2 separate regions of the Homo sapiens genome follow, and region 2 is linked to region 1. Evidence: chromatin loops called from intact Hi-C (ENCODE). Cell type or tissue: CD4-positive, alpha-beta T cell. All regions are shown on one strand. Links, peaks and the distances in the headings refer to the core of each region. The heading gives the core; the rest is flanking DNA. Region 1 overlaps ANKRD13B (ankyrin repeat domain 13B). Region 2 holds the start of TAOK1 (TAO kinase 1).

Region 1 (15,468 bases), core at 7,109-15,108:
TGCACATCTGGCAATAAATTCCCTTAGAATTTGTTTGTCTGCCAACATATTTATTTCTTCTTCAGTTTTGAAGAATATTTTCACCGGGTATGGAATTCTAGGTCAATACCAGTCATACTGGATTAGAGAAAAAAAAAAAAAGAATTCTAGGTTGAAAGTTTTTGTTTTTGTTTTTTTCCCCCAGCACTTTAAAGATTTCATTATATTGTTTCCTGGCTTACATAGTTTCTGATGAGAAGAATATAGTATTTCCTGTATCTGTTCTTCCATACATAATGGACCTCATTTCTTTGAATGCTTTTAGGATTTTCTTTTTACCACTAGTTTTCAGCATTTGATTATGATGGACCTTGGTGTAGTTTACTTCGTGTTTGTCTTACTTGGGGTTCATTGAATTTCTTGGTTCTTGGCTTTATCTTGGTATTAGTTTCCACAACAAATTACTACAAACTAGGTGGGTTAAAACAACAAATATTTGGCCGGGTGTGGTGGCTCACGCCTGTAATCCCAGCATTTTGGGAGGCCGAGGCGGGCGGATCACGAGGTCAGGAGATCGAGACCATGCTGGCTAACACGGTGAAACCCCGTCTCTACTAAAAATACAAAAAATTAGCCGGGCGTGGTGGTGGGTGCCTGTAATCCCAGCTACTTGGGAGGCTGAGGCAGGAGAATGGCGTGAACCGGGGAAGCGGAGCTTACAGTGAGCTGAGATCACGCCACTGCACTCCAGCCTGGGCGACAGAGTGAGATTCCATCTCAAAAAAAAAAAAAAAAAATTTATTCTGTCACAGTTCGGGAGACATAAATACAAATTTGAGATGTTGGCAGGGTGGCAGTCCTTCCAAAGGCTCTAGGGAAGAGTCCTGCCTTGTCTCTTTCAGATTCTGGTGACTGGGCCACAACCCTCTTGGCTTGTGGCTGCAGAACTCTAGTCTCTGCCTCCGTCTTCACATGGCCTTCCCACCTCTCTGAGTGTCTTAGAAAGACACCTGTCATTGGATTTAGGGCCCCCTGGGTGATCCAGGATTATTTCATCTTGAGATCCTTAACTTAATTATGTCTGCAAAGACCCTTTTTTGAAATAAGGTCTCATTCATAGGCTGTGAGGGTCAGAATGTGATGTGGACATGTCTTAGGAGGGGCACCATTCTTCAACCCACCATAGTAGTTTTTATCAAGTTTGGAAAAATTTTGGACGTTCTTTCTTTCTTTTATTATTTATTTACTTATTTTGAAATGGAGTCTCCCTCTGTCGCCCAAGCTGGAGTGCAGTGACACGATCTCGGCTCATTGCAACCTCCCCTTCCCGGGTTCAAGCGATTCTCCTGCCTCAGCCCCCAAGTAGCTGGGACTACAGGTGCCCACCACCACGCCTGGCTAATTTTTGTATTTTTAGTAAAAATGGGGTTTCACCATATTGGCCAGGCTGGTCTCAAACTCCTGATGTTGTGATCCACCCGCCTTGGCCTCCCAAAGTACTGGGATTACAGGCGTGAGCCACCGCACCCGGCCTATTTCTCTAAATTTGTCTTATTTGTCCTACTTCTTTATTCTGTCCTTTGGGATTCCAATAGATATATGTTACAATGCTTGATAATGTCTTACAGATTATGAGGCTCCATAGAGACAGGGTCTTGCTCTGTTGCCCAGGCTGGAGTGCAGTGGCGTGATCATAGCTCACTGCAGCCTCGAACTCCTGGGCTCAAGGGATCCTCCTGCCTCAGCTTCAGAGGAGCTGGGACTACAGCTGCTTGCCACCATGCCCAGCTAATGTAAAAGTTGTTTTGTTTTGTTTTGTTTTGTTTGTAGAGACAGAGTCTTGCTGTATTGCCTGGGCTGGTCTTAAACTCCTGAACTCAAGCCAACCTCCCGCCTTGGCCTCCAAAAGTGCTGGGACTATAGAAGCCCAGCCAACTTTATTTTTCAGTACTGTTTTTCTCCTCTGTGCTTCAGTTTGGAAAGTTCTATTGCTGTCTTCAAATTCACTGATTTTTAAATTGTGCAGTGTCTAATCTGCTGTTATTTCCATTCAGTGAATTTTTCATTTCAGTTACTGTACTTACTATCTTTAGATGGTCCACTGGGTTCTTTTTTATACCTCTCATTCCTCTCCTCATGAACATCTTTTTCATGTTTTTCTTTAAACTCTTGAGTATATTGAGCCATCTATCATCTTTATCATTTCTGAGTTTTGTTTCTATGAAATTATTTTTCTCCTGATTATAGGTTATATTTTCTTTCTTTTTTTTTTTTTTTTGAGATGGAGTCTCTCTCTCTGTTGCCCAGGCTGGAGTGCAGGGGCGCCATCTCGGCTCACTGCAAGCTCGATCTCCTGACCTCGTGATCCACCCGCCTCAGCCTCCCAAAATGCTGGGATTACAGGCTCACGTGAGCCACCGCACCCTGCCTATAAGTTTTATTTTCCTACTTTTTGGCATATCTAGTAATTTTTAACTGAATTTTGGACATTGTAAATATGATGTTAAGCATCTGGATTTGTTATTGTTCTTTAAAGAGTGTTGGGCTTTGTTCAGGCAGACTAGGTAAATTACTTGCAAATCAGTTTGACCTTTTTGAGGCTTTTTTTTTTGAGACAGAGTCTTGCTCTGTCACCCAGGCTTGAGTGCAGTGGGGCAATCTCAGCTCATTGCAGCCTCAACCTCCTGGGCTTAAGGGATCCTCCTGCCTCAGTCACTGAGTAGCTGAGGCTACAGGCACATGCTACCATACCTGGCTAATTTTTTGTATTTTTTGTAGACATGGGGTTTTGGTATGTTGCCCAGGCTGGTCTTGAACTCCTAGGCTCAAGTGATCTGCCTGCCTCAGCCTCCCAAAGTGCTGGGATTAGAGGTGTGAGCCACCGTGCCTGGCCTTTGATGCTAATTTTTCTTTTTCTTTTTCTTTTCTTTTCTTTTTTTTTTTTGAGATGGAGTCTTGCTCTGTCACCCAGGCCAGAGTGTAGTGGTGCAGTCTTGGCTCACTGCAACCTCCGCCTCCTGGGTTCAAGTGATTCTTGTGCCTCAGCCTCCTGAGTAGCTGGGATTACAGGCACCCATCACCAAGCCCGGCTAATTTTTTGTATTTTTAGTAGAGATGTGGTTTCGCCATTTTGGCCAGGCTGGTCTTGAACTCCTGACCTCAGGTGATCTGCCCGCCTCCGCCTCCCAAAGTGCTGGGATTACAGGCATGAGCCACTGCACCCGGCCTGAGGCTAATTTTTAATCTGTTAGGGTGGGTCTAGGTGAGCCTTTTCTCTAGGGATAGTTTAGCTCTACTGCTAAGGCATAACCCTTCTGAGGTCTGATTAAATATGCATCTCCACTCTAGGAGGCTGGAGCTTGATTATCTCCTTGCTTTTGGTGAGCTCTGAGAATTTACCATTTTATTGCTCCTTTTTGTGTGGTCTTACTGAGTTTCACTATACACATGTGAAGTTTAGTATTCAGGAAGACTTGAAGAGACCCCTATGCAGATTTCTGGAGTTTTTTGAGTAGTTTACTCTTTTCCAGAACTGTGCTCTGCTGCAACCTTTAATACCTTGGCTTCCCTGAATCCTGTCTCCATCTTCTCAACTCAGGAAGAGCACCATGCTCTGCTCGGGCTTCCCCTCCTTGAATTACAGTCTGGAATGTTCCTCCAGGCAGAAATCCAGGGATGTTACAGAGCTCACCTTGTTCATTTTCCTTACTTCAGGGATCACAGTTCTGGACTTCTAAAAACAGCTATTTCTCTTTACATATATTTTCTATATAGAGAAATATATATATATACACACACAAACACACACACACACACACATACACACACACATATATATATACACACACACGCATATGTATATATATATTTGAGACAGCGTCTCACTCTGTTGCCCAGCCTGGAGTGCAGAGGTGTGATGATACCTCACTGCAGCCTCAACCTCCCAGGCTTAAGCGATCCTCCCACCTCAGCCTCTGAGTAGCTGGGACTACAGGCACAGGCCATCATACCCGGCTAATTCTTTTGTATTTTTTGTAGAGATGGGGTTTTGCCATATTGCCCAGGCTGATCTCTAACTCCTGGGCTCAAGCAATCCGCCAACCTTTGCCTCCCAAATTGCTGGGATTACAGGGGTGAGCCTCTGTGCCCAGCCTTCATATATTTTGCAGCAATAATTTTCTCATTGTTTATGGTGGCAGAGTAATTTCATTTATTATGGTAGGAGTAGAAGCCTTTTTACTGGCGTTTTAATCAAGTTCAGAGAAGAGGAGGGAGTTACATGCATGTGGTCAGTTCACTGTTCCTTTTTTTTTTGAGACGGAGTTTTGCTCTTGTCGCCCAGGCTGGAGTGCAGTGGCATGATCTCGGCTCACTGCAACCTCCGCCTCCCGGGTTCAAGCGGTTCTCTTGCCTCAGCCTCCTGATTAGCTGGGATTACAGGCATGGGCCACCACGCCTGGCTAATTTTGTATTTTTAGTAGAGATGGGGTTTCTCCATGTTGTCAGGCTGGTCTCGAACTCCCAACCTCAGGTGATCTACCCGCCTCGGCCTCCCAAAGTGCTGGGATTACAGGCGTGAGCTACCGCGCCTGGCCTGTCAGTTCACTGTTCTTAACCAGAAGTCCTAGACTCTCGAAATATATTTAAATACTTATGCTTAAGACCGGGCGTGGTGGCTCACGCCTGTAATCCCAACACTTTGGGAGGCCAAGGCAGGCGAATCACTTGAGGTCAGGAGTTAGAGACCAGCCTGGGCAACATATCAAAACCCCGTCTCTACTAAAATACAAAAATTAGCCTGGCATAGTGGTGCTCGCCTGTAATCCCAGCTACTCAGAAGGCTGAGGCACAAGAATCGCTTGAACCTGGGAGGCGGAAGTTGCAATGAGCCAAGATGGCACCACTGCACTCTAGCCTGGGTGACACAGTGAGACTCTGTCTCAAAAAACAAACAAACAAACAAACAAACAAAACTTACGTTTAACAAACATGCTTTCTAAGCCAGGTGCAGGGGCTTGTAATCCCAGCTGCTTGGGAGGCTGAAACAGGAGGATTGCTCAAGCCTAGGAGTTTGAGACCAGCCTGGGTGACATAGTGAGACCCTGTCTCAAGTAAAAAAAAAAAAAAAAAAAAAAAAAAAAAAAATCTTTTGTCTGGGCACTGCGGCTCACACCTGTAATCCCAGCACTTTGGGAGCCCGAGCCAGGTGGATCACCTGAGGTCAGGAGTTCAAGACTAGCCTGGCCAACATGGTGAAAACCCATCTCTACTAAAAATACAAAAAATTAGCCAGACGTGTTGGCGAATGTCTGTAATCCCAGCTACTTGGGAGGCTGAGGCAGGAGAATCGCTTGAACCTGGGAGACGGAGGTTACAGCGAGCTGATATCACGTCATTGTACTCCAGCCTAGCCAACAGAGTGAGACTCCGTCCCCCCAAAAAAAACACAAAAAAAAACCCCAAAAAAAGCTTTTATCACTTTTATCACACAACAGAAATCTCATGCAATGTAATCATGTTATTCACAAAATTATAGGATTTGTACAAATTTTAATGCATAGTGTCCCACAAGCACAGGACATGGTTGTGAAATTGTATTAATACCATGAACTTGTTATTTCATTCCTGTCTGTGTATTACTGTAACCGTTTGTTAAACCTCACTCAGTGATAATGTCAGTGATCTAAATTGGTAGCTCTTCCTGAAGGTGGCCTGGGACCCTTAGGGTAGGTCTGGTCCCAGGTGAGCTCCTTGGCCAACAGCCTCTTTGCCACCCCACTTCAGTCCCAGGCTTATTCTTGGCAGGCAGGCCACTGGGCCCTGGAGGAGAGGACCCAGCCAGGGGCCCTTGGTGGACAGGAAGGGAGGAAGCCCTCCCTCTTCCAGAGTTACTTTCTGTCCTGTCTTCTAAGCCCCTTTCCATCCACGTGTCTGTCTTTCCGTTGCTCATAGTGTCTGTCTTTCCGTTGCCCATAGTGTCTGTCTTTCCGTTGCCTTGTGAGGTTGGTGAGGCAGAGCAGCCCCAGCAGGGGGTGGGGGTTGCTGCCTGCTCCAGGGCTGTCTGGCTCCGGAGGGCTGCCTCCGACGTGACTGGGGCTTTATCTTCCACTCCTCCTCCTCCTCCAGGTGGACATCGAGCAGCTGGATCCCCGCGGCCGGACTCCCCTGCACCTGGCCACCACGCTGGGGCACCTTGAGTGTGCCCGTGTGCTCCTGGCGCACGGCGCAGACGTGGGCAGGGAGAATCGCAGCGGCTGGACAGGTGGGCAGCCCTGCTCACCCCAGCCCCACAGCCGGGGCCTCCCCAGCATCATAGACCTATGGTTGGCTGAAGGGTCCTGCCCTGTGACCTTGCCTCGCCCTCCCCCAGTGCTCCAGGAGGCTGTGAGTACCCGGGACCTGGAGCTGGTGCAGCTGGTGCTTCGGTACCGGGACTACCAGCGGGTGGTGAAGCGGCTGGCGGGCATCCCCGTGCTCCTGGAGAAGCTGCGCAAGGTGAGGCCCAGCCTCTCAGCCTCCACGGGAGCCCTTGAGCCCTTCTCCAGTGCAGACTTAGCCTCTCTCCCCTTCGTCCTCCAGGCCCAGGACTTCTACGTGGAGATGAAATGGGAGTTCACTAGCTGGGGTAAGCGGGCTGCAGCAGGTCGCTTCTGGGCTCTCCCACTTTAGGTCCTGCGCTTGCTCCCCTGCCTGGAATGTGTTCTCATAGTTCTTCCGGCGGTTCCCTCTATGCCTTAGCTCAGCTCAGGGCCACCGCCTCAGCTAGGCCTTTCCAGATTGCCCCAGATACTGTCTTGACTCCATTATTATTCTCTTCACTCTGTCATGATTTGCTTACTGTATTCATGACCTGCCGCTCCTTGTTAGAAGGTAAGCTCTGAGAGGGCAGGAGTCCTGTCTTTTTCACTGTTGTATTCCCAGTGGCTGGAACACTCAGTAGGTGTTTCATAAATATTTGTTGAAAGAATGGATGAAAGAGTGAGTGAGTGAATTAACAAATGATGGACACTAGGGACTTAGTGGTGACAGAAACATGCCCGTCCCGACCTCAGGTTGCTCTTCTGTGTGAGTATGGTCTACACTGGCCAGGGAGGGGGTTTTGGAGGAGAGGCTGCTCTCTCTTCAGTTCCCTCCCCTGTTCCTGGCCACACGGATCCCAAACCCCATGCCCTGAGCTGGTCCAGGCCGTGTAGGCCAGACCAGTCAAAGCCACCTCCAACCTCCGCTTCCACCAGTGCCCCTGGTGTCCAAGATCTGCCCTAGTGACACCTACAAAGTGTGGAAGAGCGGCCAGAACCTGAGGGTAGACACCACACTCCTGGGCTTTGACCACATGACCTGGCAGCGAGGGAACCGCAGCTTTGTCTTCAGGGGCCAAGGTCAGGCAGGCAGGAAGTGGGGCAGGGTGGGGACGATGGGAGGCAGCCCCAGGCCACCCCTGATCCCCCTGTGCTGTTCCGTGTCTGGCAGACACAAGCGCCGTGGTCATGGAGATTGACCACGACCGCCGGGTGGTGTACACAGAGACTCTGGCACTGGCTGGGCAGGACCGGGAGCTGCTGCTGGCTGCTGCTCAGCCCACTGAGGAACAGGTGCTGAGCCGGCTTACCGCGCCCGTCGTCACCACTCAGCTTGACACCAAGAATATCTCCTTTGAGAGGTGGGTGGACATGGCCTTGGTCACCCTTGAGCCAGCCCGGTGGGGTGCCTGCCTCACCTGGACCACTCTGCTTCCCCAGGAACAAGACTGGCATCCTGGGCTGGCGCAGTGAAAAGACGGAGATGGTGAATGGGTATGAAGCTAAGGTGAGGCTGCAGCTCCCAGCTGCCAGCCCAGCTGCACTCTTGCCTACAGCAAGCTGTACAGGGGATTCTGACCTCCCTTCCCCAGCCCTGGAGGTACAGAAGCAATGCAGCGTGGTCAAGCACTTATATTTGGGTTCAAGGCACTTCTCTGGTGTTTTATATGGATGTATGGATGTATACACAGGGCACGTGCACACGCACACACACACACACATTTATTCCTCACAGCAACCCTTTCTGGTAGGTGCTGTTCTGTTAGTATTCCCATTTTACGCATGTTTATTGAGTCCTTTCCTTGGCATCCCATTTACTCTTCACAACAACCCCAGGAAGTAGGGATGATCGGTCCATTTTATGATGAGGAAATAGAGGCTTAGAGTGGTTCTGTGACCTGTACAAGGTCACACAGCTGTTAAGTGGCAGAGTTGGGGTTCAGATCCTGGCTGGCCTGACCCTAGAGCCAGGCCTTTATCCCTAAAAATGACTGCCTGGCTGGGCATGGTGGCTCATGCCTGTAATCCCAGCGCTTTGGGAGGCCGAGGTGAGCGGATCACCTGAGGTCAGTTCGAGACCAGCCTGGCTAACATGGTGAAACCCCGTCTCTACTAACAATACAAAAAATTAGCCGGGTGTGGTAGCAGGCGCCTGTAATCCCAGCTACTCGGGAGGCTGAGGCAGGAGAATTGCTTGAACCTGGGAGGCGGAGCTTGCAGTGTGCAGCGATCCCGCCACAGCACTCCAGCCTGGGCAACAGAGCGAGACTCCATCTAAAAAAAAAAAAAAAAAAAGGCTCTGCCTGTTACTCTGGGACCCCTATGTTGCCCACGACATGAAAGCAGGAACTAACAAATGCCATGGGTTTTGTGTGTGGCATCTCCTCTGAAAGCCTCCCCTGCTTCTGTAGTCTGGGAAGGCCTCTGTGCTACCCCCACCAGTGCATGGACCATGCTGTTATAACTCCATTTTATTGTCTCCTTATAGAGATTGTAAGTCTCAGGAGGGCAGGGATCATGTTTGGCTTGTTTACTGTATCCCTGATGCCTACCTCAATGCCTGGCACATAAAGGCTCCTCAAAAAATGTTTGTTGAATGAATAAGTGAATGAATGAATGAATGAATGACCTCATATATTCACTTACCCAAAAGCCTGAAGCAGAGTCTCTCCAGGACCCTTTGCTACAGGGAGTGTTCCCAGTGCCCTTAGGGGTAAGACACAGGGTAAGACCAGAACTGCTTATGAGCCCTTTCTTCATCTGTCCCCAGGTGTATGGGGCATCTAACGTGGAGCTCATCACCCGCACACGGACAGAACATCTTTCAGAACAGCACAAGGGCAAGGTCAAAGGTAATGAGGCAGAGCTGGATGGGGAGAGGTGTTGCAGGACTGCGGGAACCAGCTCCCACTTCAGTGCTTCCATCAGTATTCCCACTGGCATCCTAGCAAGAGGCTGGATGCTTTATTCAGGCCGATAGATTTCAATTCAGGTGCCAAGCCCTAAGGATGGGTAGTGGCTGCCTAGAGTACTAAGAAGTTTCTAAGGACTCATCTGGGTTCAGTGGAGAGCCATGCTGCAAGTGATTACTAATGTTGCTGTTGAATTTGGGAGAGGAGAGAAATGCCATGTATGCCATTTATTGGCCATTCTAGTCTAGTGGGACATATCCTAGGTAGAAAGTCAGGGGACCTTGCCACAGATTCTGTATGCCCATTGATGCCACACCTGATTCTCTGGGTACCAGATACCGTGTCCGAGGTGAAAAAGCATAATTTCTACCTCACAGGGGAACAACATGAAATCATGCCTATGGAAGTGCCTGAAGCAAACACACACACGCACATGCACACCCCACAGTGCCTGCCGGGGCAGGCGTTTTACTGTCCAGGGTCACCGAGCTGGAGAGGAGCACTTTTGGAAGTTGCTTCTGACCTCTAGGCCTTCCTTTTAGTGTTTTAAGCTGTGCTCACAGAGGCCCTGGCCCCTGGTCCTTGAAGCACTCAGTCCCCTTCAGGTGAAGGTGCCTGAGTATGTGGTTGGGTGAGCAGGCCCCACCCCAGGAACCGGCCTCCTCCCTAGGTCTTGGGTGCTGTCACCTCTGATGAGGTGCCCAGGTGTGTGTGGAGTTGCGGTGTCCTCTGAGATGCCACATTTCTTGTAGGCTGTAAGACACCTTTGCAGTCCTTCCTGGGAATCGCTGAGCAGCACGGGGGCCCCCAAAATGGGGTGAGTGTGTGCAGGGGTACCCGTAAGTGGAGGGATGTGGATGTGGCTCAGGAGGAGGCTTGGGAAGCGTCCTGCTTAGCATGGCCTATGTGGACCTCCTTTCCACAATGCCCAAGGCCATGTCAGCGCCACACTGGCAGAGGGGACAGCTTGGGGGCCTTGTGACAACAAATGAGTTGGCCTGGCATTAGGAACTGAGGGGAGCTCCTGGGCCCCTCCCCATGTGGTACAGACCCTGATCACTCAGACTCTGAGCCAAGCCAACCCCACTGCCATCACTGCAGAAGAATACTTCAACCCCAACTTTGAGCTGGGCAACCGTGATATGGGCCGCCCCATGGAACTGACCACCAAGACACAGAAGTGAGGCCCCTGCCGGTGCTGGGAAGGTGGGGGGCCGGGGCTCCAGGAGATGCTGGGAGGCCATGGCTTCCTGCAGTGTCCCTTACCCCTTGGGATCTGGTGGGGGCAGGTTCAAGGCCAAGCTGTGGCTGTGTGAGGAGCATCCCCTGTCCCTGTGTGAGCAGGTGGCCCCCATCATTGACCTCATGGCCGTCAGCAATGCGCTTTTTGCCAAGCTCCGGGACTTCATCACCCTGCGTCTGCCTCCTGGCTTCCCAGTTAAGATTGGTGAGACCGCACGGCCATTTCTCCTGAGCCCGTGGCGGGCCGACCGGGGTTTAGATGAGGTCGGGGTGGGGCTGAGGCTGAGGTGTGAGGGGCTGAGTGGTGGCGCCTAAAGGTTTCCTCATCCTCAGAAATCCCGATCTTCCACATCCTCAACGCCCGCATCACCTTCGGGAACCTCAACGGCTGCGACGAACCGGTGCCATCGGTGCGAGGCAGCCCCAGCAGCGAGACGCCTTCCCCAGGCAGCGACTCCTCCAGCGTCAGCAGCTCCAGCTCCACGAGTGAGGCCCCCCGCGAGAACGCCTGCCCCTCGGCTCTCCCCGGGGTGGGTGGGAGGGGCGCGCCCGGCCGTGCCTGACCCAGCCCCCGCGCCCCCAGCCTCCTGCCGCGGCTGCGAGATCTCCCCAGCGTTGTTCGAGGCCCCGCGCGGCTACAGCATGATGGGCGGCCAGCGGGAGGCGGCGACCCGGGACGACGACGACGACCTGCTGCAATTCGCCATCCAGCAGAGCCTGCTTGAGGCGGGCAGTGAGTATGACCAGGTGCGTCTCCGCGGGCGCGCGGGGCCACGGGACTCCGCGCCGCCACGGCTAACGCCCACGCCTCCCCGCAGGTCACCATCTGGGAGGCGCTAACCAACAGCAAGCCAGGCACCCACCCCATGTCCTACGAGGGTCGCCGACAGGACAGGTCAGTGCCCGCTGGGCCGGAGAGAATCCTCCGGAGAGGATCCTGTCTCCCCTAAGCCAGGACACAGCCGGAGAACCCGCGGGGCCCTCGGCAGGGACCCTCCTGGTATCGGGATGGCTTCTGCCACCACTCCTGCCTCCGAGGCGGCAGGCAGGGGTCAGGGATCCAGGCTTCACCGCGGAGTTCAGACTCTCCCCAGGCATTGACGGGGAGAACTTGGTAGGGTCTGGGCTCCGCCACGACCAGGTGGGGGCCAGGACGCCGCGGGACTGACCGCCTCCACTAGAGGGTGGTGGCCGCGGGCCGCCCTGGAGCCTCCACGCCGTGTCCCGGCCCCGGCCGGTGGGTGGGTGCGCCCGGGAGCCCGCGACATTCCTTCCCCACCCCCAGGAGCGCCCCGCCCACGCCGCAGCGCCAGCCTGCGCCCCCGGCGTCAGTGCCCAGCCCTCGGCCCAGCTCAGGGCCAGGTTCCGGCGGCCACGTGTTCCGGAGCTACGACGAGCAGCTGCGGCTGGCGATGGAACTGTCGGCGCAGGAGCAGGAGGAGAGGCGGCGGCGCGCGCGCCAGGAGGAGGAGGAGCTGGAGCGCATCCTGAGGCTCTCACTGACCGAGCAGTAGCGCCCCCTGCCGGGACCCTCGCCAGCGCCACGCGCGCCACGCCCAGGGCCAGGAGCCAGACAAACCCCGGCCTGCGCGCCTGCAGAGCGGCGGCTGGAGACTGGAGCCACCGCCTCGCGGGTGCAGCAGCACAGCAGGCACGGTTCGGGGAGGGATTCGGCATGGCCGCGGGGTACCTTCCCAGGCCAGGGCCCTGGAGGCAACTGGCACGGCCTGGTCCCCCTGCTTTGCTGTATTCTGATTCCCCAACCCGCTCCCCTGGGCTCAGATCTGTCCTGTCCTAGGGCGGAGCCAGGCGGTCCTGAGGGGGAGATGAATCCTTAGAGGAGCGCTGTCCCTATCCCTTGCTCCTTCTGGCCGGTCCGCATTTCTGTTCACTAACCCCACTCCAGGACACTGCCCCTGAAGCCTTTGCATCTCTGCTCTTCACTCCTGGGGGGCAGCTGAGCTCCCCGCGTGCTGTGTCACTGCTTTGTTCCAGACACAAACCAGCACGTCTAGGGCCCAGCCCCTCCCCCACCCCGGCATTTCAGCGTCAAGTGCACTTAGCGGGGTACCCGGCTCCCCCAGCCCCCACACCCGTCCTGGGTCTCAGGGTGGTTCCAGCTTCTCCTTGGGCAGCCAGAAGTTGGAGTCCCATCCCCCAAGGCACATTTTTTTTTTTTTTTTTTTGTGATCAGGGAGTGTGTCCAACGTAGCCCCCTGGCCTGTGCAAGCCCTGACTCCCTCATGGTGCCTCGGAGAGTGGGGAGCATATTGGGCTGGGGTAAGCACTAGACCCAAGTAGACTGGACACAAAGGGCTCGCCCAGGGCCCTGGCGCCACCCCCACCCCTTCCCACCAGCTGCTGCTAGCCTCTGTGGTTGTACATCCCACTTGCCCCCACACGGAGACTGACTCTAAAACCCTTCATCCAATGGTGCTAACCCCCGGCTCTCCCCTGCCCCACCTCACCCACCCAGAGAAGCACAGACCCCGCCAGGGGCAGGGGCCCACCGCACACCCTTGTCCCGGGCCTGTCTGGGACTGGCCTTCCCGGCTCAGCCAGTGAGGCTCAGAAGGGACACAAAGAGGGATGGAAGAAAAGAACAAAGAGAAACTGTTCCTCCCACCCCCTTCCCTGATGCCAGGGGCACCAGACTGATTCTGAGGCACAAATAAAAGAGGCTTCATACCGGAGGCTTTTGCTACCTAACTTTACTTGGGGGGAACGCCTACGGTGTGGGTTGGGGTCCTTCTGAACCTCAGAGTGGAGAGAGCTCTAGGGTAAGAGGCTGCCTGATGGACCCTGAGCCCAGGAGTGCATCGCCAGGTCTCCCAGGAGCCTGGGGGTAGCATTTGCAGAGGCTGGGGGTCTCGTTCCCCTCACTCCCACCCATGCAGGAGGCACAGACTGAACGCTTAGTAAAATATTTCATTCAGTACGTCTTGTTTTTCTGAGAGAGGCAACGGCAGAGGGTTGGGGGCAGTGTGTGTGTATTTGTGATGAACCTAACTCCTCATGCCAGTTCTCTCGAGATTTCTTCGCGGGGGCTGCCGCGAGGAAGCAGCCCTCGCCCCTGTCGGTGGAAAGAAGGAAGAGAGTTCTCTACCACAGACCGCTGTGGGTGTAGCCACTGGGTCCGGCTCTGCAGCAAACGGGTTGTGTATGTGTCTGCAGAACTGGGGTGACGCCCATCTGGTTTACCGCTCAGGGTGATGGAATCCAGTGAGCTGATTAGGAGAAGCGCTGTCATTTTCCCCAGCCTGGGGGTACCCATCAAATCGCCACCCGTTTGAGGTCAAGCTCAGGCTCCAATAACCCCAAGCATCACGCTAATACTAAGCACTTTCCCTGCCCTGGGCGGAGGACAAAGGGGGACACCACCTCGCCGTGCAGCACCATTGCTGAGCCCCCCAGGTTACCCCAGGCCTCCCTAGGCCAGCTCCAGCCGAGTCCCAGACGAGGCTCGCAGTCCAGCCTCCGCTGGAGCGACGTGGGTCTCCCCTAAGCTCCAAGAGTTCTGGTCTCCCGCGAGGGGCGGAGTTCCCTCCCCAGTCCCGCCCCCGGGCCCAGCCCAAGAAGGCGGGGTCCGGAGTTCGGGACTAAAAGCCGGGGCGGGGCCGAGCTTGTGCGCCCCGCCCCGCTCCGCCTGCCTGGCGCGCGGGGCTAGTCCGTGCCGTCCACCAGCTCGCACAGCATGTTCTCCAGAGCCGTGATGCGCTGCTCCTGGGCCTGCACCCGCTCGCGGAGGGCCTTGATCTCTTCCAGCAGCGTCTCCAGGGTGTGCTGCTGCTGGGGCGGAGGACAGAGAGGCCGTGTCGTATAGGGGCGGTTGGGGGAGATGTAGATTGGGCCAGAGTGCAGCAGGGCCGATCTTACCGACAAGGGGGCGTCGCTGGCCGACTGGCTGCGGCGGGGGCCGGAGGGCGGGCGCACGTCCAGGATGTTGCGCTTCGTGACCCGGAGCTCGCGGTGCTTGGGGGGCACATAGCCGTCCCTCAGCGAAATGAGCACGGGTTCGGCGTCCTGGCCGGATAGCCATTCGTCCGCTTCTAGGGCCGGCTCCGGGCCTGGCGTATCCGGGTACAGATCGTCCTGGAAGAGGTCTGACTGCGGGGGTGGGTGGACAGGAGGACTTGCGTGAGAGGGTGCGGGGCTTGCTCCGCTCCCTTCCGCCTCGTAGCCCTGCCCAACCCTTCTCCCGGCCCCTCACCTTGCGGGGCACAGTCATGATGATAGGTTCACACTTTCTTTCGTGTAGCTTGTAGAACCTATAAGGGAGCAGGGTTCAGCACCCTCGCAGACTTCCACGTCCTTAACTTCTCCTGTCTAAGACCAAGGGGGTTGGAGGCCAACACTTGCTCAGCGCCTACCATGCATATTGCACATTACACACATTATTGGTTCTGCAATAAAACACCCTGATGGTGTGTTCACCATCATCTTATAGATGAGGAAACTGAAGTTGAGAATGTAAGGCTAGTGAGCGGTGGGTCTGGCACTGAAACAGAGCTGTCTTATCCCCCCGCCCCGCTTTTCCAAAGCACTGCATTACTGGGGAAGCCCCGTGGCTAGGACCCGACATGAGTGGGGGACAGAGGCGGGTAGGTGTTCAGGAGGGGCCAAGGCTGCTGACCGGGCGATCTCACACTTGCTGACATCCAGTCCCCTTTTGGGCATGAAACCCATGCCCCGCTGCGGCTCTTTGCTGCTGAACGTGTTCAGGTAGTGCACGAAAGGCGGCTCGTCGGTAATCTCAAAGTACCGAATGCTGCTGTCGCCCTGCAAAATCAGTCGGTTCAGGGGCGCGCCCGGACAAGGCCCTCCACATCTCCATCCAGTGCCCTGTTCTCCCTGCCCGGCCGTGAGCACCTTGCCACACAGGTAGACGATGCTGGAGTCGGGATCGTAAAAGGGCAATAGGACCCCGTTGCTTGTGTCCATCTCCTGCAGTGCCACTGGCTCCTCGAAGTTGTTCTGCCCGAGCACAGGAGGCGTGACCAGCCCTGCCCCACCCTCCCGTGCTACTTCGGGACCCC
Region 2 (15,468 bases), core at 3,156-11,155, 220 kb before region 1:
GAGCTCAGGCAATCCGCTTGCCTCGGCCTCCCAAACTGCTGGGATTACAGGCGTAAGCCACCAAGCTCAGCCTTTTTTTTTTTTTTTTTTTTTTTTGAGACAGAGTCTTGCTCTGTTGCCCATCTCACTCAAACATGTCTACAGAAGGATGCCTGATAGAAGTGTGGTTTTACAGGCTGGAAAATAAAGCTGATCATGTACGGAGTTGCTTCTTGAGCTCCATATTCTCATATAATGTGATCCATTTTGTGAAAATCTTTTTAAAATGCCAATCCTTTTAAAATGCCCTGCACATGGAGGCAGCATATTCTTCTATTTTAACCTACAAGAATAGATAAATACTGGGCCAAGGTACGTAACAGTTGGTAGAATACAACTTGATATAAGAAAGTCCTGACCTAGGCCGGGCGCGGTGGCTCAAGCCTGTAATCCCAGCACTTTGGGAGGCCGAGGTGGGCGGATCACGAGGTCAGGAGATCGAGACCATCCTGGCTAACACGGTAAAACCCCGTCTCTACTAAAAATACAAAAAAAAAAAAAAAAAAAAAAATTAGTCGAGTGTGGTGGCAGGCACCTGTAGTCCCAGCTACTCGGGAGGCTGAGGCAGGAGAATGGCGTGAACCCAGGAGGCGGAGCTTGCAGTGAGCCGAGATAGCGCCACCACACTCCAGCCTAGAGACGAGTGAGACTCAGTCTCAAAAACAAAAACAAATTGACTTTGGGTTGGGCATAGCGGCTCACTCCTGTAATTCCAGCTACTCAGAAGGCTGAGGTACGAGAATTGCTTAAACCCAGGAGGCAGAAGTTGCAGTGAGCTGAAATTGTGCCACTGCACTCCAGCCTGGGCAACACAGTGAGACTCTGTCTCAAAAAAAAAAAAAGACATTGACTTTGGAGTTCCACTTCCATCACTTACTAATGTCGGTAGCTGCCCTTACTTTGTGTCATTCTCATAACCAAGCTGAGGATTCTTTTCTTTATCTGTAAAATGGGGTTAATATTACCTTCTTCAGAGGGTCATGTGAAGATTAAGTAAGTAAGATTAAGTAACATGTAAGGTGCTTAGCACCATGCCTAGTCCATGGAAAATGTTTTAAAGTGTTAGCTATTACTGTGTATGTGCAAGGAGGTAAATATTCATCCCACTTCTCTGACACTACCCTCTGGCAGGCATCCCATGATCAGTGCATCATGGTTGATTGTCTGGGACATCTGTGGCTATAGGAAGGGTTGGGCAGCATGTTTGTGGACTGAGAGGTTTTTGGAATGTATCTTCAGGACGAGTTGGTGATTTTATTATGCCCTTTGCTATGGCTGACATCTGCCAGGATTTAAAAAAATCTACATGAATTCCTACCAGATTTCTGCCACACATCATATGAAACACAAACAGCTGGCAATCAAAACATAAAATAAGTTAATATTTTATTGGCTTGGGATTTTCTTTAGGCTTCCTCTTTGGACTTCTCTTTACTAAATAGGAGTAATATACTAGTAGGAAGTCTTTTGGGGCCAGGTGCACTGATTCATGCATGTAATCCCATGACTTTGGTAAGCCAAGGCAGGAGGATCACTTGAGGCTAGAGTTCGAGACCAGCCTGGGCAACATGGCTAGACCCTGTCTCTACAAAAAATAAAATAAAAAATTATCTGGGCATGGTTGTGTGTGCTTGTAAGTCCCAGCTACTTGGGAGGCTGAAGGTGGAGGATCCCTTGAGCTCAGGAGTTCGAGGCTGCAGTGAGCTATGATCACCACTGTACTTCAGCCTGAGTGACAGAGCAAGACTCTGTCTTAAAAAAACAAACAAACAAAAAAAGAAGTCTTGTGGTTGAAGGTGACAATTCAAATCAGCTTTTTTTTTTTTTTTTTTTGAGACGGAGTCTTACTCTGTCGCCAGGCTGGAGTGCAGTGGCGTGATCTTGGCTCACTGCAACCTCCGCCTCTCGGGTTCAAGCAATTCTCCTGCCTCAGCCTCCCAAGTAGTTGGGACTACAGGTGTGCGCCACCATGCCTGGCTTAATTTTTGTATTTTTAGTAGAGACGGGGTTTCACTATGTTGGCCAGGCTGATCTCGATCTCTTGACCTCGTGATCCGCCCGCCTCGGCATCCCAAAGTGCTGGGATTACAGGCGTGAGCCACTGTGCCCGGCCCAAATCAGCTTAAGGGTGGGAAAAAAGAAATATATTAGGCCCTGTAACTGAAAAATCAGTGCCACAGGAGCTTAAAAAGTTTTGTTAAGTGTTTGACTCTGTCTCCCTTTTTTCTGTCTCTCCACACACCACACCCAGCTCCCAATCCCTGGGTATTTTTCTTTATAGATTGGGTTTTGTTATAAAGTTGAGTGTCCATACTGGGTCAGGGGATACAGCTGGTGAACTTGGGTGCTTCCCACTGCTGCCACCTAGTTTTAATACACCTCAACACTGAATGCTGTCATGGATACTGTCTACACACAGGAAATGAATCAGGAAAATTTCTAATATCTGTTTTAATCAAATGCTTCCTTTGGCCAGGTGCAGTGGCTCATGCCTGTAATCCTAACAGTTTGGGAAGCCAAGGTGGGCAGATCACTAGAGGCCAGGAGTTCGTTACCAGCCTGGCCAACATGGCGAAACGCCTTCTCTACTAAAAATACAAAAATTAGCCCAGCATGGTGGTGCATGCCTGTAATCCCAGCTACTCAGGAGGCTGAGGCACGAGAATTGTTTGAACCCAGGAGGCAAAGGTTGTGGTGAGCCGAGATTGTGCCACTGCACTCCAGCTTGGGCAATAGAGTGAGACTCTGTATCAAAAAAAAAAAAAAATCAAATGCTTCCTTTACTGATATGTTGTATTATACCCACTAGAGACAGTGAGTGTCTCAAAATTCAGGTTTTAAACAACCTCTCCTACATAACCTGCTCTCTCCTACTCACTGCCCAGAAACCCCCGAAGAAGGGACAGAGGTCTGGCCCGGATATCATATGGCACCATGTAAATGGTTACCATGAAACTTGCCTTTTATTTCTCCTCTTCATAAATTTACTCAACACAGAAATGTTAGAATGTTGTAAATGTAGAATTTGAAGGCATTTGAGACTTTGTGAGGATGAGATCAGAACTTGGAGCTTATGAACCATAGACATGCTTCTATAAGCAATTTAAGCAGGCTTCACATAGATCATATGGAGGAAAGCTTGCATCTTGGTAGTTTATTTTATGCAACAGAGGGATGCTGGATGAGGGAGATGGGGTCTGTGTGGGAGGAACTCCATAGAAAGTCTAGATTTACATCATCCCAGTTTATGAGCCCAAAGGCAAAGCAAAACTTCTCACTCTCACAAAGCAGTATATAAAATCCAAATGAACATCTCTGAGTGGTCCAGCTTGGGCTCTGGGTCATGTACCCTTCCCTGGCCCAGTTGCTTCACCAAGGGGTGAGCTATTTTGGTTGCCCACGCTGTGACGGCGTGCCCATCTGTAGCAAGAGGCCCAGAGTAACAACCCCACAAGAACTCCACAGAACAACAGACAGGAAAGTTCTCTAAGAACTGTAGAGTAATTAAAAAAATTTTTTTTTGAGACAGGGTCTCACTTTGTCACCCAGGCTTGAGTGCAGTGGTGTAAACAGGGCTCACTGCAGCCTCAACTTCCCAGACTCAAGTGATCCTCCCACCTCAGCCTCCCTAGTAGCTGGGACTATAGGTGCACACCAGCACACCCAGCTAATTTTTGTAGAGATGGGGTTTCCCCATGTTGACCAGGCTGGTCTCAAACTCCTGAGCTCAAGTGATCTACCTACCTCAGCCTCCCAAAGTGCTGGGATTGCAAGTGTGAACCACCACACCCGGCCATAGGGTACTTTTTGCCAGAAGAAGAGGGAGAAATTTGGGACAGACAAGAATAACAGATGTTCACTACAAGTGGAATAGAACTGCTAGTGAGGCTAACTGATACGTTTTTTGTGGGGATGCTAGCTAGAGTAGAATATATTAGCACTTGTGGTCAGGTGAAATAAAGCAGCTATCACCTGGATACAACAGAACTTTCATATCCAGACAGGATCTTCACTATAAGTCTGAGACATGGGTAGGGCATATTCATTTTACAGTATATGCTTTTGGGAGTCAAGAGACACAGAGAAGCATAGCAGAAAACACATCATTTACATGACAGGACCGGCTATAACTCCGATACGTACATCAGTTTGGGAAGCAGGTGACTTCTAGACATTCTTAGAACCTTAGACAATCCTGAAAACATTTGACATGTGTAAGACTCCAGAAATACCCATCGGCCAGGCACATAGTGCCAAAGTGACAGTAACCTCCAGAGAACTCTAGCATGTGTGTACACCTTTTCCTAGAGTTCTCTGTCACACTAACATTTGCAGCAGCTATTCTTCCATACACTCCAGGCAAACAGCTTTCATTCACTCACTCTTCTTGACATCTCCCACACCTAACCCAATTTCTGACACATAGGAGAAAATGTCTGCAGAATTATTGAACTGATAGCAAACATTTGTTGAATGTCATTATGTACATTATGCTAAGTTTGTGGACATAGATATAAATAAGACAAATATTCATATGCTTGTGAAGATCACAGCCTGGTGGGAAAGGCCAAAAAATAAACAGTTCTGTGTGAGGACTATTTGGTTGCAAACAAAAGAGAACCAGACCCAACGTTAGCTTAAGAAAAATGGGAATGTTTTAGCACACAAATGCTAAAAACTCCAGGGTCAGGACTGACTTCAGACAGAGTTAGTTCCAGGGCTTCAGTGATCTGGTTTTATCTCCAGAATGTGTTTCCCACTGAGTTGCCTTTGTTCTGGGGCTTCACAGCAAAAGGCAATAGCAATTCCAGTCCTTACATTCTCTCAAGGAAATAGAATGTAGTGGCTCTGAGAACTGCTTGAACCCGGGAGGTGGAGGTTGCAGTGAGCTGAGATCGTGACACTGCACTCCAGCCTGGGCAACAGAGCGAGACTCCGTCCCAAAAAAAAAAAAAAAAAAGAATATAGACCGAGCACAGTGGCTCAGCTTGTAATCCCATCACTTTGGGAGGCCAAGGCGGGTGAATCACGAGATCAGGGGTTCGAGACCAGCCTGGCCAATATGGTGAACCCCCCCCCGTCTCTACTAAAAATACAAAAATTAGCCGGGCGCAGTGACACGCGCCTGTAGTCCCAGCTATTCAGGAGGCTGAGGTAGAAGAATTGCTTGAACCCGGGAGGCAGAGATTGCAGTGAGCTGAGATCGCGCCATGGCACTCCAGCCTGGGCGACAGAGTGAGACTCTGTCTCAAAAAAAAGAAAAAAAGAAAAAAAAGAACACAGTGGTTCTGGATGAAAGCTGAGTTTGACAACTGGCTTCACCACAAACTGGCTATAAGAACTTTGACAAGTTAATCAAAATTCTTCTCTGTGCCTCAGTGCCACTCTTTCTTTCTTTCTCTCTCTCTCTCTTTCTTTCTTTTTGACAGAGTCTCGTTCTGTTGGCCAGGCTGGAGTGCAGTGGCACAATCTCCTCTCACTGCAACCTCTGTCTCCTGGGCTCAAGCAATTCTCTTGCCTCAGCCTCCTGAGTAGCTGGGATTACAGGCGTGTACCACCATGCCCGGCTAATTTTTTTCACGATGTTGGCCAGGCTGGTCTCGAACTCCTGACCTCAGGTAATCTGCCCACCTCAGCCTCCCAAAGTGCTGGGATTACAGGCATGAGCCACCGTGCCAGGCCCAGTTCCACCATTTCTAAAAGGGAATAATAATTATACCCACCCAATATGGTTATTGTGAGGAGTAAATAAGTAGAGTGTTTAGAACTCTCTCTGGCATATAATCAGCACTCAATACGTGTTAACTATTTCACTATTTTTGTTATCATCATCATCAAATTTCAGAAACTTTGTGCAGTGGCAGTATTGTAGCCAATGAGATTTATCCGAGGTGTGATTATTGCTCATTGAAAAATCATAGGCTGGGCACGGTGGCTCACATCTGTAATCTTAGTACTTTGGGAGGCCGAAGCAGGTGGATCCTTTGAGGCCAGGAGTTCAAGACCAGCCTGGGCAACATGGCGAAACCCATCTCTACAAAAAATACAAAACTTAGCCAGCACGGTGGCATATGCCTGTAGTTCCGGTTACTTGGGAGACTGAGGTAGCAGAATCATTTGATCCTGGGAGGCAGAGGTTGCAGTGAGCCAGGATCACACCACTGGATTCCATTTTGGGAGTTCAATATATATATTACATTTTTGGGAGAAAATAAGAAAGTTTCTTTCCCAAAAAGCCAGAGAAAATCTTATTGTACCCATTGGCTCTAATTGGATCATGTGCCCATCCCTGAGCCAGACTAGAGGAAGGTCATACATACACTGTATACACGGATTGCTTAGGTCTGATCAACATGCTCCTTCCTTGGAGCACAGATCTACTATGGCCAGCCTGGTCTCGAACTCCTGACCTCAGGTGATCCGCCCGTCTCAGCCTCCCAAAGTGCTATAATTACAGGCGTGAGCCACCGGGCCCGGCCCAGAGTTAATTTTTATTCATGAAACTCATATAACAGGTTTATTTATTTCAGTCGTTTTGTTGGTTAAAGAACCAAGATTTTTTATGACTACACTTTGTGTACACTTTTAGGTTCTCTCTTTTTTTTTTTTTTTTTTGAGACGAGTCTCATTCTGTCGCCCAGGCTGGAGTGCAGTGGCGCAATCTCGGCTCACTGCAACCTCCGCCTCCCGGGTTCACGCCATTCTCCTGCCTCAGCCTCCCGAGTAGCTAGCTGGGACTACAGGCGCCCACCACCACGCCCGGCTAATTTTTTTCTATCTTTTAATAGAGACGGGGTTTCACCGTGTTAGCCAGGATGCTCTCGATCTCCTGACCTCGTGATCCGCCCGCCTCGGCCTCCCAAAGTGCTGGGATTACAGGCGTGAGCCACCGCGCCCGGCCTTACACTTTTAGGTTCTTGAATAAGTACTGAGGGAGTTTTCCCTAAAAAAAAAAAAAAAAGTTTTGAGATAAAAGAATAAAAACTCTACTTCTTCTTTGCATAGGAGTCTTTAGTTTGTTTGCTGCTCTTGTTCCAAAACTTCTCATTACTCAACCTACTAAACCCACAGACACTTTTCAAGAAGTTATCTCTTTTCTACATCACCAATATATAGGGTGGCTTAGATCTGTATTTCCAAGTCTTACTGTCGTTCCAAGAATTAGTATCAACTATTAGAATCTCAAAAACTCAACTGCATACTGATTGCGCTGCCCAGTGTACCTCTGAATCCCACGGGGGAGGGGGTGTAGAACCGAGTTGTGCAGGAATGGGATATTCCACACTTCAGGGCAAACTTATTCGCAGGATCAGTGGCGGGCTTTGGAGGTGGGAAGCAGGAAGGAAGGGGAATGCAGATAAACTCTTCTTCTTCAGATCTCCGGGGTGAAATGAATGCACCTGACGCCCGCGTGGCATTAGAAGCTCCGCGAACTCAGTGAGGCCATGCTGGACAGAGGCTGGAACTCCGGGCCACCGGGACAACTCTGCCCGTAGCAAGCCTTGCGCGCTCCTGTGAGGGCGCGCGCGCGCGCATGTAGTCGTGTCTCGCGCAGGGTCCGGCCTGTCAGGCGGAAAATCTCGCGAGATCGGAGACGGGGGATGACGGTCTGGAGGAGGGGAGTGGTGTCGGGTAAAGGGGGGGAAGCTGGGCAGCGGCCGGGCTCTGTGGCTTCAGGGCTCGGGGAGAGAGAGGGAGGGTGGCAAAGAGACTGAGTCGGTGCCGCCGCCTGCCTGAGGAGAGAGGAGGGGTCCCGCTCGCCCTGCGCCCTTCGCGGGCCGAAAGCACTAGGCACTCGCGAACATCTGAGGCCTCCCGGCCCCGGGGGACCCCGCCCCGCCGTCCGCCGGCCGGCCCGCGGCCTCTCTTCCCTTTGTGAGCGCCTCCTTACCAGGGGTGGTGTTGGTGGCGGAGGGCTGCGCGTGGGCCCGCCCGCCGAGGGGCCGCGGCGGGGGACCGAGAGGGCCTCGGCTGTGTGAGGACTAGAGGCGGCCGAGGCCCGGGCCGGTTCCCCCGAGGCGGCGACGGAGACGGCTCCCGGCACTTCCCCGCGCCATCTTAACTGAGCCCAAGCGCTGAGGGCGCCTCCTCGACCCCGGTCGTCCCCTCGCCCCCCCCCCCACCCCCCGCCGCCGCCGCCCCTTGTTGCAGAGCTTGGGCTGGGCGGCTTGCTGGGGCTCGGGGGTGGGGGGCGGCGATCTGTCGCCGGGCCCCCTCCTCCTCCTCACTCCTCACCCTCCAGGGTAGCGGCTACCGGAGCGCTGCAGGGGGCTGCGCCTGCCTGCTCCGCCCCAGACCTGTCGGCGAAAGGGTAAGGGCACCTCTGCTTTGGGAAAGGGGGATATAGAGGGGGGCGGGGAAATTCGGCCCACTCGGGCCTGTGTGTGGAAGAAGGGATGTGGGAGTGGGGTGGGGGAGGGAGAAAAGGAGGGTCTGTGATTCTGTGGGTGGGGTGAAGAAGCTGGTGAGCTGGGCGCCCTCCGGTTTTAAGGGGCGAGAGCAATTCCATTCCTTTTTCCTGAGGGTCACCGGAAGGGGTGGTGGAAGGGGGATGTTTCGAGGAAGGTGTGGCCCTCACAGGGAGACTGGGTTGATGTGCACCCCGGTTTAAAGGCGCGAGGTCCCCTTCCCCTCTGGTGCCTTTGCTCCTCTTCTCCTTTGTAGTGTCTGTGTATTCTTGGGAAGGGAGACTGCTCTGGGTGGCTTGCTGGGTGGATTCCACCCCCTAGCACAGGAAATCTATACCCCTCTTCTGTAGGGGCGATGGAAGCGTTTCTCTCCCCGTACCCTTCCCCCTTCCCCATCCTCTAGTCTACTGCAATGCTGCAGAAGTCCAAGGCAGTTTCTTCATACACAGACCCATGTATACACAGAAGGGAGGGGGAGCAGGAGAGGGAAGTAATGGCGCTTCCCTTGAAAAGGTTACTCTTTTTCCTTTGGTTTTAAATCGACGACAGTATCGTTTTAATACTCTTCCCCTGAGATCTGTCCATGGGAAGTGTATCTGTTCTGGTGTTATTGTTGGGGGATATGGCCTCTCGAGAGGGACACCTCTCCTGTTAGAACAGTTTTGATGTCTCTCTTTTTGAGAGATGTCTGGATTGACATTTTTTGTGAGCAGGTTGGATTTTAGTTAGAATTCAAATAAAATAATTTTGTACCTCCTCATCCTCATTTCCCTTTTCTTTTTCTATGACTTTTGTAGTTCATGAAGAATTATTGGCCTGGCGCGGTGGCTCACGCCTGTAATCCCAGCACTTTGGGAGGCCAAGGCGGGCGGATCACGAAGTCAGGAGATCGAGACCATCCTGGCTAACACGGTGAAACCCCGTCTCTGCTAAAAATACAAAAAATTAGCTGGGCATGGTGGCACGCGCCTGTAGTCCCAGCTACTCGGGAGGCTGAGGGAGGAGAATCGCTTGAACCCGGGAGGCGGAGGTTGCAGTGAGGCGAGATGGTGCCACTGCACTCCAACCTGGGCGACAGAGCGAGACTCCGTTTCAAAAAAAAAAATTATTAACAATTATTACATACAGACAGCCTGTCTGATTCAGGGCATTTCTCCCTAAGCTGTGAATTTTTAGGGTTGATACTGTTGTGTATAATATTGAAATTGGATTTTTTTTAAAATGGTAAGGTTACAAACCTTTCTGCAGCTGTTTCTTTGTTCTTATTAATCTGCCTAATTATTCTATGATCTATTTTCTGTAGTCAGTCATTTTTCACTTCTTTTGCTACCTGTCATGTTTGTCTGAAAGCAGATCATCTTATCTGGTTTACAGTAGTACTTGTTGGTTTTGTTCTTAGTTGAGTAGAAATAAAAATTTAAACATTCTGGAAATGTGCTGCCAAGTGCTTTTTGTGACCAAAGAGTAGTTTTCAAGTCTCCATGTACTGATGATACATTTTTTTCAAGTGTTTAGTAAATACTGGTGATGTGATTTCAAAATATTCCACATATGACTATTAATAGAATTAATTTTTTCCCAAAGTGAAGAAGAAGACTAAAATGTGTACAGATAATGAGTTGTCTTTGGTGTATTTAGTGTTTTCAGCTCTACTTAGTGACTTATTTTTAAATACTTCAAATGCCATCTACATTTTATGTTGTCATTAAATGTTGTCCAATAGAGCTTTTTTGGTGTGTTTGTTGCATTTTGAAACCTGTTTTAAGATAGGGATTTAAAGGTGTTAGTAGTAGCGCTAGGCACTAACTTAGTTTCTGTCATTTTATATCATGATTTTGATGTAGGAGACATGGTATGTTAAATAAGTTTTATTTTTTTTTCTCAGAAGATGGAATTCTCTTTTCTTTATTCCCTTTTAATGGTCATCTCAATTCATTGAAATAACACTATTCATTTGAGTATTTATTTCATGGGACAAAGCTGCATGTTGTTGATATGTAGAGTTTTCTCCATTATGGCAAATTATGCCAGGAAGTCTGATTCTCCGTATTATGGCTTGTTGTTGATAATTATTTCATATATACTAGCATGTGTTGATCGAAGCATACTGCTCAGTAAGGAGTGACTGCTTTTACCTTGGGAAGTTGTAGGCAGAGAGGATTTATCAATAGAGGCTACAAAACTTAAAGGATTTACATAGGGTGTAGGTTAACTATTTACTTGCTATATTTCAGCATGCTATAACTAAGGACAACTGAAAAAAAAACAACTCTCTTTTTTCATAGCTGGTAGGAATGTTGCCTAAAAGTGGAAAAGTATGTTCATGATCAATTAGATAAATACATTATTAAGGAAAAATTGCCTGAGGGTTATTTCAGATGACCTCTGATGCCACTGTCAGAAAGAAAATGCTGAGAGCTGTTAGTCTGAGTTGATTCTAGATTAGTATGGCACTTCTTATGTTTCTAAATAGTTCATCTACAAAATGGCAGTGTACATCACTTCCTGTTCTTTCACAACTGGCTCTTTCACTGGATTCTCTTTTAATGACTTAATTTTTGGCATTCTGATATCTGATTTGTTAATTTGGTTATAATTCTCATGTTTTATAGGTGGAAGAATTTCTGAGAATCAGCTGGATTTAAAGGCTTTTAATAGTTTAAGATTATCTTGACAGTAACAAAACATTGCTTCCAAACTAAAGGATAGTATTGCAAACAAATTTAAACTCTGAGAGGTTTTAAAGAAGTACAGCAATGTACAGAATCAGAAGTATGAGGGCACTGAATAGAAAATAATTATCGTATTTTTTATAATGTCGATTTTGGGAGAAGTGAGGATATGGCAAGTAATTGAATGGGTGTTGATATAAAATAAACTTTCTGTATAACAAGGTGTATACATGATATTTGGGCCCATGTTACGATGCCATTTTAACAGTAAGAAAGCAACTCTTTAGTTACAGGATACTAGAAAGACTGGATGCTCATAACTAACCATGAGTATGATTTATTTTAATAATTTGCCAGTTTTTTTTTTTTTTTTTTTTTTTTTTTTTTTTTGAGACGGAGTCTTGCTCTGTCGCCCAGGCTGGAGTGCAGTGGCACGATCTCGGCTCACTGCAAGTTCCACCTCCTGGGTTTACGCCAGTCTCCTGCCTCAGCCTCCTGAGTAGCTGGGACTACAGGCGCCTGCCACCAAGCCCAGCTAATTTTTTGTATTTTTAGTAGAGACGGGGTTTCACTGTGTTAGCCAGGATGGTCTCGATCTCCTGACCTTGTGATCTGCCCGCCTCAGCCTCCCAGAGTGCTGGGATTACAGGCTTGAGCCACCGTGCCCGGCAAATTTGCCAGTTCTTAATAGACATGAATATTTAGTAAATCCAGAAGATATCTAGGGGTCAGTTGTTGGCATTGAAATTAGAGTTGAGATCAATCTGTCTTTCGTGTCTTTCACCTGGAAATAAAGTCTGTGTTTTGCATTTGGCTTATTTGTATATTAAAATCACTTAATTTTTCATTTGTATCTCTGTTTTGTTTTCACTAGTCTCTGTTACTTATAACAATTAATTGCACTCATACTAATTTAATCTTTTAGAAATGAGGAGCATTTTTGGTACATATTAGTTGAGGGTTGCTGTTTGGATGAGGATCATATGTGAACGAATCCCTTCAAAAAAGTGTTATTTCTGGGCTGGGCAAAGTGGCTCAGGCCTGTAATGCCAGCGCTTTGGGAGGCTGAGGTGGGAGGATTGCTTGAGGCCAGGAGTTCAAGAGCAGCCTGGGCAACATAGCATGACCCTGTCTCTACAAAAACAAATTTTTTTTTTAATTAGCATGGGCTAGGCATGGTGGTTTATGCCTATAATCCCAGCATGCTGGGGGCTGAGGCTGGAGGATCACTTGAGCCTAGGAGTTTGAGGCCAGCCTGGGCAACATAGTGAGACCCTGTCTCCAAAAGATAAAAAATGAAAATATTAGTGGGGCGTGATGGTGCGTGCTTGTTCTAACTACCTGGCAGGCTGAGGTGGGAGGATTGCTTGAGCCCAGAAGATGGAGGCTGCAGTGAGTTGTGATCATGCCACCGCACTCTAGCCTGGGTGACAGAGTGAGACTGTCTAAAAACAAAAGCCTGTGTGGTGGCTCAAGCCTGTAATTCCAGCACTTTGGGAGGCCAAGGTGGGCGGATCACCTGAGGTCAAGAGTTCGAAACCAGCCTGGCCAACAAAGAGAGACCCTGTCTCTACAAAAATAAAACAAATTAGCTAGGCATGGTGGTGGGTGCCTGTAACCCCAGCTACTGGGGAGGCTGAGGCAGGAGAATCACTTGAACCCAGGAGGTGGAGGTTACAGTGAGTTGAGATGGCGCCACTGCCTGACAGCCTGGGCGGCAGAACAAGACTCCATCTCAAAACAAAACGAAACAAATAAAAAAGTTTTATTTCTCTAGTAAAGTTTCGCATAAAATTGAGATGTTCATTAAGCAGAGTACCAACATATGCTCACCTGCCTTTAGGTATGTGTACTTTTTTTTTTTTTTTTTTTTTTGAATTTGAGACAGGGTTTTTGCTGTGTCGCCCAGGTTGGAATGCAATAGCGTGATCACAGCGTATTGCAGCCTCAGCCTCCCGGGTTCAAGTGCTCTTCCCACATCAACCTCCCAAGTAGCTGGCACTACAGGTACATGCCACCACGTCTGGCTAATTTTTTTTTTTTTTTTTTTTTTTTGTAGAGATGGGGTTTTGCCATGTTGCCCAGGCTGGTCTTGAACTCCTCAGCTCCAGCTATCTACCTGCCTTGGCCTCCCAAAGTGCTGAGATTACAGACATGAGCCACTGCACCCGGCCCGATTTCCGTACTTACTATTAATGGTTGGATTTTAAAAATTATTCTTCAGGTTTTCCTATTATAAAATATGAGAGGATACAACCTGTATTAGTTCATTCCATTCTTAAAGTATTTTAGTTTTTAGTAATAAAAATTGATGTTTAATTTCATTAAAGATGTCTCATACCTTCTAAAAATCTACATGAATTAAAAAGTTGTGTGGAGGGACTAGCAGCAATTATTTTCAGCTGGGACGTTTCTGTCATCATATGGTAACAGTTATTTCTGTATCAGTCTATTTGTGCCAGAAGCAGACTTTTTGTTCTAAAATACAGTCTAAGGCTATACCTTTTTGATGACAAAATTAAGTATCCTATAAAAGTTGGAAGAGTTTTTAAAATGTTAAGTACCTGGCATGTAAATAAAGTAAGTAAAAGTATAAATTATTAAGTGCCTTGCATAATAGATATACTGCAGCCTCCTAAAAATGCCAGTGACCGTTATGCTGTAGGTTGTTATTTAAATATAATGGCACTTAATTACCGTCTAATTTATCTTTAAAGCTGAGAAGGGGCTAATTTTTCCTTTTGATAAAATTATTTGATCAAATAGTTTTATGCAGGTTTAGAAGTAGATGAATTACTGTAACATTTAGAAAGACATTCAAAGTTTAGTTTCTGAGAAATATTATCAAATAATAGGATGGAACAAAACTTTCTGGTTTGCAGCTACCAATAATAAAATTGGCACTTACTATATATTAATGTTGGCTGGGCGTGGTGGCTCACGCCTGTAATCCTAGCACTTTGGGAGACCGTAGATCACTTTAGGTCAGGAGTTCAAGACCAGCCTGGCCAATGTGGAGGAAACCCGTCTCTACTAAAAATACAAAAAATTAGCTGGGCGTGGTGGCGTGTGCCTGTAATCCCAGCTACTTGGGAGGCTGAGGCAGGAGAATCGCTGGAACTTGGGAGGTAGTGGTTGCAGTGAGCTGAGATTGTGCCACTGCACTCTAGCTGGGCAACAGAGTACAACTCTGTCTCAAAAAAAAAAAAAAAAAAAAAGGGCTGGGCATGGTGGCTCACGCCTGTAATCCCAGCACTTTGGGAGGCTGAGGCGGGTGGATCACCTGAGGTCAGGAGTTGCAGACGAGCCTGGCCAACGTGGCGAAACCTCGTCTCTACTAAAAATACAAAAATTAGCCGGGCGTGGTGGCACTTGTCTGTAGTCCCAGCTACTCGGGAGGCTGAGGCAGGAGAATCATTTGAACCTGGGAGGCAGTGGTTGCAGTGAGCCAAGATCGTGCCACTGCATTCCAGCCTGGGTGACAGAGTGAGACTCTGTCTCAAGAAAATAATAAAAAAGTTAAAAAATGGCTGGGTGCCGTGGCTCACGCCTGTAATCTCAGCACTTTGGGAGGCCAAGGTGGGCAGAACACAAGGTCAGGAGTTCGAGACCAGCCTGGCCAGCATGGTGAAACCCTGTCTCTACTAAAAATACAAAAAATTAGCCGGGCATGGTGGCGCGCACCTGTAGTCTCAGCTACTCAGGAAGTTGAGGCAGGAGAGTTGCTTGAACTCAGCAGGCGGAGGTTGCAGTGAGCCGAGATCGTGCCATTGCACTCCAGCCTGGGCAACAGAGTGAGATTCCGTCCCCCCCCAAAAAAATATATATATATATATACATGTATACATGTATATATGTATATTCATGTATGATACATGTATACATGTATACATGTATATTCATGTATGCATACATGAATATACATGTATGTATATACATATATACACGTATATATACACGTATGTATATATGTATACATGTATATTCGTGTGTATATATGTATATTCATGTATGTATATATGTATATACATGTATATATATGTGTATATATATATATGTATGTCACCATTTACTAGTGTAAATGTGTAACTTTTTCAGTTTTTGTTTTTTTGAGATGGGGTCTTGCTGTGTCACCCAGGTGGGAGTGCAGTGGCACAGTCATGGCCCATAGCAGCCTCTACCTTCAGGGCCGAAGCCGTGAGTAGCTGAGACTGCAGGCCTATGCCACCATACTTGGCTTATTTTAAAGTTTTTTTCGAGAAACGGGGTCTCTATGTTGCCCAATCTGGTCTCAAACTCATGGGGGCTCAGGCAGTCCTCCCTCCTCAGCATCCCAAAGAGCTGGGATT

What was found. Peaks named below come from ENCODE experiments on the same cell type or tissue, not always from the same donor. Only the 100,000 strongest peaks of a DNase experiment are listed, where the experiment ranks them.
Region 2: a loop joins it to region 1, with 4 times the contacts of the local background. A loop is called at or near these places in 4 of 110 quality-filtered maps.

The regions. Positions count from the first base shown.
Region 1 is chr17:29,601,637-29,617,104 of GRCh38, forward strand. It overlaps ANKRD13B (ankyrin repeat domain 13B), which reads left to right. Exons shown (of 15, transcript NM_152345.5): 2 at 6,106-6,241; 3 at 6,350-6,474; 4 at 6,559-6,604; 5 at 7,215-7,358; 6 at 7,450-7,639; 7 at 7,719-7,785; 8 at 9,049-9,130; 9 at 9,943-10,007; 10 at 10,240-10,370; 11 at 10,480-10,637; 12 at 10,766-10,918; 13 at 11,016-11,179; 14 at 11,251-11,327; 15 at 11,718-13,125. The coding sequence ends at 11,946. CORO6 (coronin 6) reads right to left here. Exons shown (of 11, transcript NM_032854.4): 7 at 15,302-15,406; 8 at 15,066-15,211; 9 at 14,643-14,700; 10 at 14,309-14,539; 11 at 13,126-14,221. The coding sequence ends at 14,096. Among named protein-coding and RNA genes, the nearest start is that of CORO6, 14 kb to the right of the region's middle. RefSeq lists silencers at 11,601-11,830, 11,991-12,100, 13,429-13,498, 13,946-14,159, 14,039-14,088 and enhancers at 11,775-12,638, 13,504-14,367. In CD4-positive, alpha-beta T cell, for the core only: a CTCF peak has its summit at 11,961 (motif pointing left); DNase peaks (open chromatin) are centred at 11,945, 13,555, 14,025, 14,645 and 4 weaker places; H3K4me3 peaks cover 3,013 bases; H3K27ac peaks cover 281 bases.
Region 2 is chr17:29,382,675-29,398,142 of GRCh38, forward strand. It overlaps TAOK1 (TAO kinase 1), which reads left to right and starts at 7,689. Exons shown (of 20, transcript NM_020791.4): 1 at 7,689-8,350. MIR4523 (microRNA 4523) reads left to right here and starts at 7,988; the gene lies at 7,988-8,056. It also overlaps the pseudogene RNU4-34P. RefSeq lists enhancers at 7,245-7,484, 7,605-7,694, 8,855-9,094 and a silencer at 7,735-8,204. In CD4-positive, alpha-beta T cell, for the core only: no CTCF peak of the experiment used is centred there; DNase peaks (open chromatin) are centred at 7,627, 8,047 and 8,787; H3K4me3 peaks cover 2,287 bases; H3K27ac peaks cover 894 bases.